2 separate regions of the Homo sapiens genome follow, and region 1 is linked to region 2. Evidence: read pairs that join two places in POLR2A ChIA-PET (ENCODE). Cell type or tissue: B cell. All regions are shown on one strand. Links, peaks and the distances in the headings refer to the core of each region. The heading gives the core; the rest is flanking DNA. Region 1 has its middle 8.1 kb from the start of KCNAB2. Region 2 overlaps NPHP4 (nephrocystin 4).

Region 1 (5,366 bases), core at 73-5,072, 70 kb after region 2:
AGGCAAACGTGGGAGCATGCTCAGGCAGACCACGGTGGTCAGAAGTTGAATTCGGGCCGGAGGAGGAGGAGTGCATGAAGCCCTGAGGTGGGAGTGAGTCTGTCTGCTGGGTTCACAGACCCCCAGGGAGCCAGTGTGGCAGGGGCCAGTGTGTGAGGGGCTCAGCGGGGGATGTGGCTAGAAAGGTTGTGGACCCACTGTTGAGATTGGACTTTGGCTCTGAATGGAATGGAAGCCATTGGAAGGTTTGGAGTGAAGCAGTGACATAATCTGACTTATGTTCTGGGAGGATCACCCTGGCCGCGTAGAGTCTGCCGGCGGGGGTGGAGGTGGGCGCAGGGAATGCTGTGAGGAGCAGCATGAGAGCCGGTGGCAGCTGGGCAGGAGAGGAGACAGGGAGAGGCACGGGGCCCCTGGCCCAGGGATGGATTGGATGTGGGAGGCGGGACGTGGGAGGAAGGGAGGAGTCGGGGTGACTCCCGGGAGTGGGACTGACACCTGGGAGGGTGGGGAGCTCGTTACTCATCTGGGGCCACCCTGGGAAGAACTGGGCTGGGGGTGAGGGCAGTCGGGAGCTCAGTGTCTGACCCAGGAATCCGAGGCACACGTTCCCCACCCTCATAGCTGAGCCACACAGGCAGGAAATAAACAGCTCTGGGGTTCAGGGGAGTGGTAGAGGGGGTGGGGTCTGCAGCATGGGGACGGGGTTCAGAGCCACGAGATGGGTGGAAATCTGAGGGGCTTTGTGGGGATGGAAAAGAATATATTCAAGAGCTGAGCAAGGGCAGCCACTGGAGGACAGCGATGAGCAGGAAGAAGCCCAGGAGACTGAGAAGGAGTGGCTGGAGGGATGAGAGGGGAGCGTGGAGTCCTGGGAGCTGGGGAAGCCGCAGGCAGCACCTCTGTCACCCCGATACGATGGGCACCGCTGGACCTAGCAACGAAGAGGTCACCGCAACCTTGGCAAGTGCAGTTTCCACGGAGTGGTGAGGGCAGAGGCTGATTGGAGTTGGTTTATAAGCCGGAAGAAGAAGAGGAATCGCAGATAAGTGAAGGAAAACTTTTTGAGGAATTTTCTCAAATGGAAGGCAAGAAACAGTGGAGAAGAAAGTGGGTCTAAGAAACTGCTTTTTTAGGCCGAGTGAGGTGGCTCACATCTGTAATCCCAGCATTTAGGGAGGCCGAGGCGGGCGGATCACTTGAGGCCGGGAGTTGGAGACCAGCCTGGCCAACATGGTGAAACTCCGTCTCTACTAAAAATACAAAACTTAGCCAGGCATGGTGGTGCACGTCTGTAATCCCAGCTATTTGGGAGGCTGGGGCATGAGAATCGCTTGAACCCAGGAGGCGGAGGTTGCAGTGAGCTGAGATTGTGCCACTGTACTCCAGCCTGGGTGACAGAGTGAGACTCTGTCTCAAAAAAAGAAAAAAGAAACTGTGTTTTTTGTTTTCTTTGGAGATGAGAGAAATAATAACTTATTGGGTGCAGCTGGCAGTGCGTCCTGAAGAAGGAGGAATGGGCTTGGGATGCCCTTGAGTGGGTGTGGGGCTGGGGACAGCCATGTGACCATGGACACTGTGGGGCCGGTTCACTGGGTAGCCACAGGAGGGAAGGCAGGTGGCTTTGAGCACAGATCGTGTCGCTGTGTGTGGAAGGTGGCTTCTGATTGCTTGTGTTTTCTCAGGGGTCTGGGAAGCAGCAGTGGCAGCTGAGGGTGGGGTGGGAAGGGAGGAGCAGCGAGGTGTCCCCTGAACCTGGGAGAGAGGATGCCGTAGAGCAGGTGCCCATAGACTCTTTCTGTAAAGGACCAGATAGTAAATAATTTAGGCTTTGCCAGCCAGCCAGTCTCTGTTGCAGCTCCTCAGCCCTGCCCTTGGAGCCCAGAAGCAGCCTGAGAGGATTCGTAAACAGGCATGGAGGTGTTCTAATGAAACTTTATTTACAAAAATAGGCAGCAGGCTGGCTCTGGCCTGCTTAGACTCCTGGCCCTCAACCTCGCCTCTAGGCCAGGGGTCTTCAAAGCATGGTCCCTGGGCCTGCAGCATCAGCGTTACCTGGAACTTGTGGGAAATGCAGATTCTTGGACCCCCACCCTATGTTCATGGAGCCAGTGACTCAGTCCCTGCACTGTTTTCCAACCCAAGTTGAGTTTGTGATTCCGGAATTCTGGAAGTTAGCTCAGCACCTAGACCCAAGAGAGAGTGAAGTGTGGGGTGGGCTACATGCCCTGTTAAAGGCACAGGCATCCCAGCCCCCATCCCCTTCTGCAAGGCTGTGTGAGGACATCCTGCCTCCCGTGGGCCGTGTTTGCTTATGCAGCATCCATGGGAGGGCTCCCTGGGGACGGGCTGTGGTGATGACTCTGCTCTCAGCAGAACCCTCCACTCTGAAGCCCTGGTTTCCTGTCCACGTCCCTCAGCTACTCAGGGGAGCCTGGGGGCAGGAACTCCATTGCTTGTAGGGGAGCCTCCCACAGCAGCAGGGCTCAGCCAGTGTTCCATGCAAGAAGAAATGCACTGTCCTCCGATCGAAAGCACAGCATCTTTAGGAGTTTAACGACAGTTTTTTAACGACTTTAGTGAGATGATTTGATTTCCTGCCTCTGAGTCATCTAAGAGCAAAATGCGTGAGCTGCTAATGGGCTCAAAGAGAGGCTGCCTTTGAGGCCCCTCCAGCCCCCCAGTGCTGCAGGGATTCAATCACCCCAAAGCCAGGTAACCAGCCTTGGCCTCCCAAAGTTCTGGGATTACAGGCATGATCCATCGTGCCTGGCCTGAATGAGGGTCTTTTTTTTTTTTTTTTTTTTGAGGCGGGGTCTCGCTCTGTCACCCAGGCTGGAGTGCAGTGGCGCGAACTCGGCTCACTGCAAGCTCCGTCTCCCGGGTTCACGCCATTCTCCTGCCTCACCCTCCCAAGTAGCTGGGACTACAGGCGCCCGCCATCACACCCAGCTAATTTTTTTTGTATTTTTTAGTAGAGACGGGGTTTCACTGTGTTAGCCAGGATGGTCTCGATCTCCTGACCTCGTGATCCACCCACCTCAGCCTCCCAAAGTTCTGGGATTACAGGTGTGATCCACCATGCCTGGCCCAAATGAGGGTCTTTAAGAATAAAACTCCAGGGGATCGTCACCAAGCCCCACCACTTCCTCTGAGGTTAGCATAGTGCTGGATCTTCTCTGCATCTTCTGTCCTTGTTTTTGGTTTTCATTTTGGTTTACTTGAAACAGGATCTTGCTCCATCACCCAGGCTGGAGTGCAGTGACACGATCATAGCACTCTGCAGCCTCAATCTCCCAGGCTCAAGCAATCCTCCCACCTCAGCCTCCCGAGTAGCTGGGATTACAGACATGCATCACCACGCCCAGCTAATTTTTTTATTTTTTAATTTTTTTGTAGAGACTGGGTCTCTACAAAACAAATGTCTCTGTGTTGCCCAGGCTGGTCTCAAACTCCTGTGCTCAAGCAATCCTCCTGCCTCGGCCTCCCGAAGTGCTGGTATTCCAGGCTGGTCCCATTTTACCAGCAGGTCTACACATGTGCTCACATCGCTCACTCAGAGGAGACCTCCGTTATTAGGGGGACCTAGACCTGTGCTGCCTTGACCCCAGGGACAGAGGTTGTTTGGGAATCCCCTCCCTTACTTTGATTTCTTCCGAGGAAGCCGGCTTCCTGGTGACGGGAGGTCACTGTTCTGGGGAAAAAGAGTGGGAAAAACAAAGCCAATCAGCCACTTGGCTAAGTGTCAGGTTTCCCAACAACTTCATGGGTTGCTGTGGATGGGCGGGGCTGTTTTGAGCCCAGACCATCCCTTTGCCTGTGGGTGTGGGACCACGTGATTTTGGATCAGGGGTCATTTGTCCTTCCAGAAGCCAAGCCCTGTTCCAGGCATGGGGGTGCAGCAGTGAGTGAGACCCACAGAACCACTGCCCTCCTGGAACACACCCCCCCCAGAGAGGGAACTGGGGCACCACAGACCCGTGTGCAGGCAGCAAGGGCGTGGTGTCGGCCGGGGAGCAGCAGGGACCCCTGAGCCCCACAGTCGGGGCTCATGGCGCTGAGAAGCACTGCAGCAAGGGCGCAGCCAGTAGGAGAGGAGCCGCAAGCGCAAGCATCCGCAGACAGTGTGAGCTCAGCGTGCTGGGAAGGCGGGGGCCTGGGTCAAGGGCCAGGCGGCAGAGCATAGGGGCCTGAGGGGGCAGTGCCTAGGAGTGGGAGGAAAGAGCATGGGACCAGATTCACTTTGGAAATAGAAGCCCCCAACCAGCAGCCAGCCAGGTGGAGGAAGGCGTGCAGAGCTGAGAGGGTTCAGGAGGCGGTGGGGGGAGCCACTGGGAGGGGACCCAGGGGTTCAGGTGAAAGACAGCAGTGGCTCAGCCCAAGGGTGGCAGCCAGAGATGTGGGTGGACGGCTGGATATTGGCAGCCATACTCATTATCAATGCTGCTGTAACAGCTCATCACAAACCCTGCAGCTTCCAACTGCCCAGAGTGAGATCTCCTGGTTCTTGTGGGTCAGGCATTGGGGCAGAGCAGGGCTGGGTCTGCTGTTTTGGGACCCCTGAGCTGCAGTCGAGGTTCTTGCCGGGACTGGGCTCACCTTGGAAACCTCTGGTAGGAAAGGATCCACTTCCAGGCTCCCTCGTTCGTTTGAAGGACTCCTTTCTTTGGGCTGTTGGGCTGAGGGCTCAGCTTCTCGCCAGCTGTCGGCCCGAGGCTGCCCTCAGTTCCTGCCCCAAGGGCCTCTCCAACACCACAGCTTGCTTCATCAGAGCCAGGAGGGACAGTCTCTAGCAAGACAGAAGTGACAGTCTTGCCATTACCTTTGCCGTGTTCTGCTGGTTAGAAGCGACTTGCTAGGTGCAGCCCACACTCCAGGACAGGGGCTGCCCAAGGGCAGGAATCCCAGGAGCTGCGGACATCAGTGGCATCTGAGAAGCTGCCTGACTTAGGAGCTCAATGGCAGCACCAGGAAGCTGCACTGGGCTGGAGTCAGGGCAAGGGACAGTGTCAGCGATGACCCTGGGGGACAGCAGTGCAGTCAGGAGCTCAGAAAGTACACAGATGCCCCCTGGGCGGTCTCTTCTGCACCATGTGGGCAGCAGAAACTACACCTACGGTTTCAGAACAACAGTTGGGGTGGTGTGGAAGGACCTCCACGACATATAAGGTGGGAGTGTGGAGTGATGGAGTGTGGAAACCCTTCTCACAGTTGTCACCTGCTCTCCAGCCCCTCCTGAGCCCGTGGACCTGCCTGCCTGCCGTGTGTCTGTCTGTCGTCTGTCTGTCTGTCTCTCTGCTGAGGGGCTCCCCGATGCCCTGAACCCAGACAGCCTCCTCAGCCTTTGTGATCCCAGAGTCTCCCGG
Region 2 (5,366 bases), core at 310-5,309:
TTGACCCCTGACCAAATACCAGAGAGAGATGGAGCCCCACGAAACTGCTGCAAACTAGAACAGGTGAGCCCCAGTTGCCTTTAGACCATTAGCATATCATTATAATGCTAAAGACCATTCTCCAAGAGAAGACCACCGCGTGTTCTGTACAAGCCATGCCTGGAGAAGCATGTTATGATCTGCGTCAATGTGCCTGGAGTCCCACCCTCCCGGCCTGTACCCAGTCCTTCATCTCCATGCCTCCCACTGTCCAGGGAGAAGGTGCCTTTAAAGTGAGGGCTCCCTTCTCCACTCCCTGGCCAGTGAGTAAAACCTGACTACCTTTTCCAATTGGATATTCTTTCTTTGCAGCCGACACAAAGTGGGAAAAGAACTCGGTTCTCCAGTGACAGATCCACAAGAACCCAAAGAGAGAGGTTACCTGGTAGCAGGTGAGGGGATGGGGAAAGGAGACCTCACTCTCAACTTTTTATATGTATATATTTTATATATATATAACACACATATAAATATACTATATATAAAATATATAATACATATATATTATATATATATATATATATATATATTTTTTTTTTTTGAGGCAGGGTCTCACCGTCGCCCAGGCTGGAGTGCAGTGGTGCAATCATGGCTCACTGCAGCCTAAAACTCCTGGGCTCAGCAATCCTCCCACCTCAGCCTCCCAAGTAGCTATGACCACAGGGGCGCACCGCCATACCCAGTTAATGTTTGTATTTTTTGTAGAGATGGGGTCTCACTATGTTGCCCACGATGGTCTCAAACTCCTGGCCTTAAGCAATCTGCCCACCTCAGCCTCTCAAAGTGTTGGGATTACAGGTGTGAGCCACTGCACCCGGCACTTTTTTATACTTTTGGATTCTGAATCATGTGAGTGTATTGCCATTACCAGCAAATTTTGGGAAAAGCCCACTGCAAGGATGAGTGAAGGGCCCCGCAGCAGGTTCCTCCTCACAGCCTCCACTCAGGGCCAACAGCTTCCACACAGACGCATGGACATGTGGACTGTGGACGTGGAGCGAATGTGGTGGCTGTCTACTTTGTTCTCAGGATACTTCTGGACAGAAAATCCCAGCATATGACTAATTAGATTCAGTTGAAAAATAACCTAAAAGCCAATCTTCAGCAACGAAATGAAGTTCCTGACTGGTTGTTCTCAGTAAACTAAAAATAAAATCCTGAGCCCCCAGTGGACTGAAGGGACCTCCTCTTGGCCTAGAGGACTCCAGAGCAGCCTTGAAAACTGAGTTCCAGGAGTGACAGGAGGGGACCAGACAGGCCTCCACATGCCCCGGCCCATGCTAACCACCGTTAGCCTTTCTTCCCTCAGGACTGGAACCAGCCCTTCTAGAGACTCCATCGCTGCTGCTGCCCAGCGATCACCCACCGCTCTCCCTCTTCTGGATAGTCTACGGAGGGCATGCAGGGAGGGCTTTCGTGTCCCCTGCTTCACCTTTTGACATCAGAGGCCGAGAACTTCCCCTCGGGTCCTGCCAGTGCCACCACGTTTTGAACACTGTGTCCCATGAAGCGGCATGGGACTCAGCTGCGCACGTGCACGCTTCTCTCATAAACACGCAGGACTCCTCCTGGGCTTATTAAAATAAGCAGGCTCAGCCCCCACTCAGCAGAAATTCCTCTTCCCTCTGCCCCTCTCTCGAAGGGTCTGTTTCTGGCTTCTGGCTGGAGGCTACACTTCCCAGCCTGTCAGAAAGGCCACCTGCAGGCTGCAGCCCTTTATGAGAAATGAATCTCTCCTTTCCAGTCTCAGGAACCTCATCACTCTTCAGCTGACATCTCCTATCACGAGATTGTCACCAAGACCAGTGAGGGGCAAAGGGAGTGGGTTTGACGTTTTGTTTTGTTTTGTTTGAGACAGGGTCTCACTGTGTCACCCAGGCTGGAGTGCAGTGGTGCAATCTCACCACACTGTAATCTCTGCCTCCTGGGGTGAAGTGATTCTCCCACCTCAGCCTCCTGAGTAGCTGGAACTACAGGCACACACCACTACACCTGGCTAAATTTTTGTATTTTTTATAGAGACAGGTCTTACTATGTTGCCCAGGCTGGTTTCGAACTCCTGAGAGCTCAAGTGATCCACCTGCCTCAGCCACCAAAGTGCTGAGATTACAAGCCTGAGCCACCGTGTCTGGCCAGGTTTGACTTTTAACACAAGCCACGAGGCACACATGACATCCCCTTCGAGGAATCTGGGCAGCATCTCACCTCGAAGAGACAGAAAAGTCACCCTCCCCAACAGATCCACCTCCGGCCACTCTTCCCCACCCACACTCCCCCAACTGCTAGGCAAGCACAGCCTCTGTGCTCTGAGCCTCCCTGATGTCCTTCTAGCCCACTCCCACCCCTCCCACCACACGCCCTTCCTGTCATCCTCCAGGCAGGCAGCAGCAGAGCAGACCGTCATCCCCATCCTTCCCAAATGGCTCCCTCTGGCTGCCTGGGAACGGCTGGTCACTGAGGAACAGCAGGAAGCTCCCCGCCGACCCCTGCTCTGCTCTAAGGCGGCCTCTCAGCCATGGGGCCTTGCCATGCTGGAGATAACCGACGGCTGTGCGGTCAGAGGTTTGAGACAGCCGGTGGCTGGTGACAGAGAGCTACTACTTCATCTGGTGAGCAGAGCTGTTCCCCTCCCTCCAGGTGGCTCTCACAGGCGCTCCCGTGCTCATCCCCACAAACCAATGCCCTCCCTCAGGGCTGGTGTGTTTCAGTTCTTTACTTTCTGCCAAAAGTCCAAGGCCACGAAACATCTGCCAAAACCTCTTAGATAAATTAGCTAAGCAGATAGCAGTTTACACTGAGAAAGATCCCATTCAGAGCTAAAGGTGGGGAACACTCAGGGAAGGCACGAGAGCAGTGAGTGCTGCCAAGGCCAGGTCTGGCTCTTACGCTCTGCGGGGTCCTGGAGAAGCGGGTGCAGGAGGGCTCTGGGGGTGCCATGGTACAGCCGCAACCTGGAAGACAGGACCCAGAGAACAGTCGTCAGCCACGTGCGCACTTCTCAGAAGGAAAGCACATGGAGGCCTCAGCCACCACCACGCCCACTAGAGCTTTCTAAACTCCACCAGTCCCATCCTCTGCGGAAGGCAGAGGCAGCTGAGGCCAGCAGCAGCTCCCCAAGCCGTTGGTGCTTGTGGCCAAGCATGTCTGGCACACACGCAGCCCCAACCAAGGCAGCCTGAGAATTGAGGAGCTTTCCTGGAAAACACCATGGAAATTTACAAAACTCTGAAATGTCTCAAGACAACATCTGAGGAATTTCCACAGCTGTATATCTGGAGCAGTGGTTCTCAACCAGCGATGATTCTGCTCCCTAAGGCACATTTGGCAATGTCTGGAGACATTTTTTTTCGTTTGTCACAACAGGGCCAGGGAGCAGGGAGGCAGTGCCCTGGCATCTAGTGCGTTGCCAGGGATGCTGATAAACATCCTACAGCACAGACGACAGCCCCGCGACAGCAAACAATTATCCATTCGCAAGTCAGTGGTGTCAAGCTTGAGAAACCCTGACTTGGAGTAAACATGTAGGCTTTAACCCTAGCTGAAAGGATGATGCGCCAGCCTATCCACCCGTATGCCCGGCTCCTACACAGAGCCTGGCACGCGACAGACACTCAGCCAGCGTGTGCTGAATGAACACCTACTGCCTGCCAGGCACCTGTGAAAAACACATCGCTCAATATTCAAGCAGAACTTACGAGATATGCATTATCATTACTCCTCATATACAGATGAATAAATTCAGGGTCCAAGAGCTCAAATCACTTACCTGAAGTCCCACAGAGAATCAGTGCTAGAGTACAACTTTGGCCCATATCCATACTACCTCAAATCCATCACTGGTGGTCAAAGCCAGCCCTTACTCCGGCCTAAAGAACAATTCCTTAAGTCACTTAGAAATGGCAAACCCAGCCGGACACAGCGGCTCACGTCTGTAATCCCAACACTTTGGGTGGCTGAGGCGAGCAGATCTCTTGAGCCCAGGAGTTCAAGACCAGCCTGGGCAACATAGGGAGATCCCGTCTCTACTAAAAACACAAAAATTAGCCAGGCATGGTGGCACAGACCTGTAATCCCAGCTACGTGGGAGGATGACACACAGGAATCGCTTGAGGCTGGAGGCGGAGGTGGCAGTGAGCCAATGTTGCACCACTGCACTACAGCCTGGGTGACAGAGCAAGACCCTGTCTCGAAGAAAAAAAAAAAGGCAAACCCCCAAGCAAGACACATCCCACACTATGCTATTATGGACACACAACTTTAGATGACAAATGTACAGCCTTCTACTGCCACCATAAGACGAGCAGTTAAACCACCATAGAAAGATGCTGGAATCTGGCCAGGCGCAAAACCCCATCTCTACTAAAAATACAAAAATTAGCCAGACATGGTAGCAGGTGCATCACTTGAGGTCAGGAGTTCGAGACTAGCCTGGCCAACATGGCAAAACCCCGTCTCTACTAAAAATACAAAAATCAGCTGGGCGTGGCACCTGTAATCCCACCTACTTGGGAGGCTGAGGCACGAGAATCGCTCGAACCCAGGAAGCGGAGGTTGCAGTGAGCCGACATTACACCACTGCACTCTAGCCTGGTTGACAGAGTGAGAATCTGTCTCAAAAAAAAAAAAAAAGACAGACGCTGGAAAACCCCAGGGTTGTAGAAACAAGGCAGGTACCTTTTGTCCTGGGAAGCAGAGATAGGAGAGTCCGGCTGGTTGCTGAAGATCCGAAGAATTCCAAACCCACAGGACAATGTCTGGAGGCTCCCATCCCGTTTCTTGCCCTCAGCGACCACTTCCACCACAGCCACGATATGAGGGTGGTTTAGGGATGTGTGAAAATACAAGGGCTGCAGAACAGAAGCCAGAGGATGGTCTGAGTGTTCAGGACACACACAAAGAGGACATGGGCGCTGTCCCCACCCCCGAGACCGCCTTCCTACACGTGCCACAGCATCCGGAACCCTCTACCATGCCCTCATGTGGTGTACCACATCTCTGCAGGATGCCAGGGAAGCAGGCACACTGAGGTAACTCCCTCAGACTGAAATGTTGGTGTCGGAGCTCTTTATTCCAGAGCACCCAACAACCAGGGCATCAGATGTCTGCTTCCGCTCCAGGAACTTTCCATTCCCTAGGAATTCCACCACAAGAAACACCAACAGATCCCAGGCCCACTAGAGCAGAATGGGGCTAGAGCAGCTATGCACCCAACCCTGCAGGGGGACACACCAGGTAGGACCATGGTTAGATCAGCCCAAGACGTAACACATCCACCACTAAAAAGACACGCACGTGCTGATCAATTCATGCTCCTAGTATCGCCTGAC

Evidence for each region. Peaks named below come from ENCODE experiments on the same cell type or tissue, not always from the same donor. Only the 100,000 strongest peaks of a DNase experiment are listed, where the experiment ranks them.
Region 1: POLR2A ChIA-PET joins it to region 2 with 9 read pairs; 3 of 35 experiments call an interaction of 5 or more read pairs at or near these places.

What each region holds. Positions count from the first base shown.
Region 1 is chr1:6,035,086-6,040,451 of GRCh38, forward strand. It overlaps a transcript of KCNAB2 not described here. Among named protein-coding and RNA genes, the nearest start is that of KCNAB2, 8.1 kb to the right of the region's middle. In B cell, for the core only: no CTCF peak of the experiment used is centred there; a DNase peak (open chromatin) is centred at 2,376.
Region 2 is chr1:5,964,374-5,969,739 of GRCh38, forward strand. It overlaps NPHP4 (nephrocystin 4), which reads right to left. Exons shown (of 30, transcript NM_015102.5): 4 at 4,714-4,886; 5 at 2,926-2,990. Among named protein-coding and RNA genes, the nearest start is that of NPHP4, 25 kb to the right of the region's middle. RefSeq lists an enhancer at 2,670-3,169. In B cell, for the core only: no CTCF peak of the experiment used is centred there; no DNase peak of the experiment used is centred there.